2 separate regions of the Homo sapiens genome follow, and region 1 is linked to region 2. Evidence: read pairs that join two places in POLR2A ChIA-PET (ENCODE). Cell type or tissue: endothelial cell of umbilical vein. All regions are shown on one strand. Region 1 overlaps APBB2 (amyloid beta precursor protein binding family B member 2). Region 2 overlaps APBB2 (amyloid beta precursor protein binding family B member 2).

What was found. ChIA-PET counts read pairs that join two places held together with the same protein. Peaks named below come from ENCODE experiments on the same cell type or tissue, not always from the same donor. Only the 100,000 strongest peaks of a DNase experiment are listed, where the experiment ranks them.
Region 1: POLR2A ChIA-PET joins it to region 2 with 11 read pairs; 5 of 35 experiments call an interaction of 5 or more read pairs at or near these places.

Annotation. Positions count from the first base shown.
Region 1 is chr4:41,081,967-41,084,466 of GRCh38, forward strand. The region is part of intron 3 of APBB2 (amyloid beta precursor protein binding family B member 2); the gene reads right to left. Among named protein-coding and RNA genes, the nearest start is that of APBB2, 130 kb to the right of the region's middle. In endothelial cell of umbilical vein, no CTCF peak of the experiment used is centred here; no DNase peak of the experiment used is centred here.
Region 2 is chr4:41,159,175-41,161,674 of GRCh38, forward strand. All of the region lies in intron 1 of APBB2 (amyloid beta precursor protein binding family B member 2), which reads right to left. Among named protein-coding and RNA genes, the nearest start is that of APBB2, 54 kb to the right of the region's middle. In endothelial cell of umbilical vein, no CTCF peak of the experiment used is centred here; DNase peaks (open chromatin) are centred at 510, 1,017 and 1,457; H3K27ac peaks cover 2,500 bases.

The DNA of each region.
Region 1 (2,500 bases), 77 kb before region 2:
AGTAGGTATAGAAAGGAAAAAGACTTGTGACACAGTTACTGGCAACAGGGAACTTAGTATATTGGAGGAACATGACACAGTATGTTGGAGGAACATGACACGGAACTCTAGACAAACATTGGATCACAGGACACACGTTTAGACTTAAAAGGAAGTTATGGATAGGTCAGGAGGGGCCATTTTCTGTCAGATAAACCTATTAGACACATTTTAAAAACGTAACATGGTATGTCCACACCTCATAACTTAAAAGAACACCAATCAACAATGCTCTCAAAGTAAATTACATGCTAAGAAACTTTAACCCTTATCTTTCCAACATCCCTCATCACACAGTACTTATTTTTGATAAGTTTGAGTCTCCCACTATGCAACAAAATATCAAACATCGGGGGGTGTCCTATTTAACTTTGATTCCTTAGCTCTTGGAACCTATGGAACGCATAATGATCCAGTGTATTTTCTTGGAGGATATATAGCTGAGTGAAAGAATGAATGAACAGTGTTATAATAGCAGCTGTTAATTTGAATTTATTTGAATATAAAGATTGATTCTTCACAGTAAAACACAGTTCAGGAGGCTTCTACAAAGTTATGTTTCTTTTTTTTTTTTTTTTTTTTAAGAGTTAGTGGTCCTGCTCTGTCACCCAGGCTGAAGTACAATGACACAATCATAGCTCCCTGCAGCTTCAAATCCCAGGGCTAAAGAGATCCTCTCCAAAGTTATATTTCATAAAACAAATGGCCAAAATTAATGATAAAATTAATAAAAATATGCAAAAGAGTTGTTCACTGAAGCATTATTCACAAAAGGAAAAATGGCAACAATCTAAATTTTCAGCAGCTGGGCGGCATGCAGTTTTATTATGGTCATACACTGATAGATTATGGAACTATTAAAAATGACAAATATAGGCTGTGCACGGTGGCTCACTCCTGTAATCCTAGCACCTTGGGAGGCCGAGGCGGGAAGATCACTTGAGGTCAGGAGATCGAGACCATCCTAGCTAACATGGTGAAACCCCATCTCTACTAAAAATACAAAAAAATTAGCCAGGCATGGTGGCGCATGCCTGTAGACCCAGCTACTCAGGAAGCTGAGGCAGGAAAATGGCGTGAACCCGGGAGGCGGAGGTTGCAGTGAGGAGAGATCATCCCACCGCACTCCAGCCTGGGCAACAGAACAAGACTTTGTCTCAATACATAAATAAATAAGACAAATATGAAGGCCTGAAACAAAGAGAAATTAAGATATAACAGGAATAAAAAAATAAGTAGACCAAAGTAGTATGTATGCTATAGCTACAAACAGATAAAAATATGTACACATGTAAAAAGACGGGAATGAAATACATACAAAATATACTTGTTAAAGTATATAGCTTTAGGGCTTACAGGTCATTTTTTTCCACTCTAAACTTTTTCTAAAACTGTTACATTGTGGCCGGGTGCAGTGGCTCACGCCTGTAATCTCAGCACTTTGGGAGGCCAAGGCAGGTGGATCACTAGGTCAAGAGATCAAGACCATCCTGGCCAACATGTGAAACCCCGTCTCTACTAAAAACACAAAAATTAGCCGGGCACGGTAGCCCGCACCTATAGTCGCAGCTACTCAGGAGGCTGAGGCAGGAGAATCGCTTGAACCCAGAAGGTGGAGGCTGCAGTGAGCTGAGATCACGCCACTGCACTCCAGCCTGGAGACAGATTGAGACTCTGTCTCAAAAAAAAAAAAAAAAAAAAAAAAAAAAGTTTCATTGCCATTTATAGGTCCTGTTGTAAAGGTAGAAGTTTCACAGTAAGTTTCTAACAGTAATTATTACAGTGATCATTAACAGTAACTTATTTCATCACATCTAACTGCTGTTGACTAGAAGATACACCAGTATTTTCTGTACTAAGAATAAAAATAAAAGTTATGTTACATTCATAGGCCTTAAAAAATAATAAAAATTAAAATGCTGTGAATCATAGCTGCAAAATGTCAGTGATTGCAAGATATATCAAATTTTAAAGATATTAAAATGTGAAAAGATCTGTGTCTTAGAATCAATAAAATATGTATTATAAAGCTGCAATATAAAAATATTTTATTGGTAAAAAAAGTGATCATTAATAGTGACTAGATAACAAACTAATAAATCTATGAAAACTTTGATAGAAATCTCTTAAAGAAATAGGCTGGGCACGGTGGCTCACGCCTGTAATCCCAACACTTCAGAAGGCCGAGACAGGCGGATCACCTGAGGTCGGGAGTTTGAGACCAGCCTGGCCAACATGAAGAAACCCTGTTTCTACTGAAAATACAAAATTAACCAGGCATGGTGGCACATGCCTGTAATCCCAGCTAATTAGGAGGCTGAAGCAGGAGACTTGCTTGAACCCAGGTGGCAGAGGTTGCAGTGAGCAGAGATCACACCATTGCATTCCAGCCTGGGCAACAAGAGTGAAACTCAGTCTCAAAAAAAGAAAAAGAAAAAAAAAGAAATGGCTTGATTCGCAA
Region 2 (2,500 bases):
ATGCTGCATCTGTACAAGAGAAATGTATTAGCCTTAAATCGACCTTTCCCTTTCTCTATCTCTCTCTTTTTCTTTCTCTCTCTCTCTGATAGGAAACAGGAAGGAAGAAGGGAAGGGAACAGATGAATTAATATAAAGTCAGATAAAAATGGAGAAAATAACCCTATCTACCTCAAAAGGGCTATTTTTCTATGAAGCGCAAATAAGATCACAATATACACAGTAATATTAGCCGACTTACTTAACTCCTTCAGTAAATCTGCCAAGACAACAACCCAAAGAGATGAGTATTAACATTCCCATTTTTCAGATGAGAAAACTGAAATGGAAAAAGGTAAAAATAACTTGTCCAAAGAACTACAGTTTATGAATGCAAATTCAAACCCAGGATTATATCTAACCTTTTCAACTCTTAGGCCTAGTATCCTATCTTGTTGATAAAATCACTATGTAATCTGTCAATTCTTATAGAGATATTACTTTTCCCTTACTAGGAAATTTTCATGAGCTATAAAGTGCCTCTAAGCTGCAGAAAAAGCAAAGGGATGTGAATAGTCTATAAACTGCAATCTCATCCCTGGAATAAGTAAAAGAAGCTTGTAATCCTATTTGCAGCTTAATGAATGGAAAATAAATAGAAGCATCCAAAGAAAATGAAAGCAAGCAAGAAATAACATTAAGGAAGGAAGCAATAGGCTTAAGGGCAAAAAAAAAAAAAGGAAGAAGAAGGAGAAGGAGGAGGAGGAGGAGGAGGAGGAGGAGGAGGAGGAGAAGGAGAAGGAGAAGGAGAAGAAGAAGAAGAAGAAGAAGAAGAAGAAGAAGAAGAAGAAGAAGAAGAAGAAGAAGAAGAAGAAGAAGAAGAAAACATCACAGGATGCTGTTTTGCGGATACTGGAGAAACAATGCTTTTGGGAAAACATCAAGGATGAAAAACAAGGCCACGGAGGTGATTCAGACAACAGTAATGCAGTGATCCAGGGCCCAGGGCAAGCTGGCTGTAAGGAACGGGTGCGGGGCCTCACAGGTGCTGCCGGCCTGGACAGGGAAGACAAGGGCCTGGGATCAGCAGGACTTGGAAAGGAAATGACGGAAGCCCATAGCTTATGAAGTGATTAGTCAGAGTGCTTGAAGAACACCATGCACATTCCCATTTCACTCCCTGCAAATGATAGGACATGACCAGAGATTCCTTAACAGAGATGACTTTTTAAATATTAGATAAACCAGACGCAGGGAAATTTTCTCTCCAGAATGCACTCTAGTTAGCAATCAGAATGACAGAGGAGACTTCAGGGAGCTGAAGATTGCAGCAGACATAACCAGCAGTTAGGAGACCCAGGTTCAAGATACGGCTCCACCACTAATGCCCTGGGCTTGGCCGCCTTGGGCAAATCCCTCAGCGACTCAATCCATCAGCCTCCAAGAGAAGGGTGGGACAGGATGACCTCTAAGAGGCTGTGTTTGGTGACTAACTCCCTTCCCTGGTCTCCCTCTCACCCTCTTTCATCTCACATTGCAATGAGCTCTCCAATATACTTCTAGCTCAAAGAGAGGGAGGGAGGGAGGAAGGGTGGCCTAAGGATGACAAATGTGCTTAAACCTCAACATGCCTTACAAGAACTGAAAATCCAAAATATAAATCAAACTAATAAAGCCAATGAAAATTATATCTACCACTTATTGAACCATTACTATGTGCCAGACACTGTCCTAAGCACCTCGCATGCATTAGCTCACTTAATCCTTATGACGACCCTCTAAGGAAGGAGGTAGATAAGTAATTTGTCCAAGTGACACAGCTTGTGGTTAAGCTGAGATGTGAATGTGGCCTCCCGAGCCTGACCTCTTAATCATTATACCCACAGCATTAACTTTGGGGATAAGACTACCCCAGCTAATTATGATATGATGCCTCTTTGCTTTAGAATGAAATTACACCAACTCAAACTGACAGCATGTATTACAGAATGCTGCAGCTATGATCCTCTTCCCTGGCAAAAAAAAAAAAAAAAAAAAAAAACGTGGTAAGTTTGGAATTGTGATTTGGCAAATATACAGCTTGGGTGAAACCATGACTTTCATAGACACTGCTCGTTTATTCTGGAATCTCTGAGTCCAAGCCCAAAGTCTCTCTCAAAAGTATAGCATTCAGCCGGGCATGGTGGCTCACACCTGTAATCCTAGCACTTTGGGAGGCTGAGGTAGAATAACTCCTTGAGCCCGGGAGTTCAAGACTAGCCTGGGCAAGATGGCGAAACTCTTCTCTACAAAAAATTTCAAAATAAGCTGGGTGTAGTGGCAGGCACCTGCAGTGCCAGCTACTCAGGAGGCTGAGGTGGGAGGATTGTTTGAGCTCAGGAATTGGAGGCAGCTGTGAGCTAAAATTGTGCCACCGCCCTCCAGCCTGGGTGACAAAGCAAGACCCCATCTCTAAAAAGATAAAAATAAAAAATAAAGTACAACATTCCAGACACCAGGGACAATGAGGACCCCACACAGC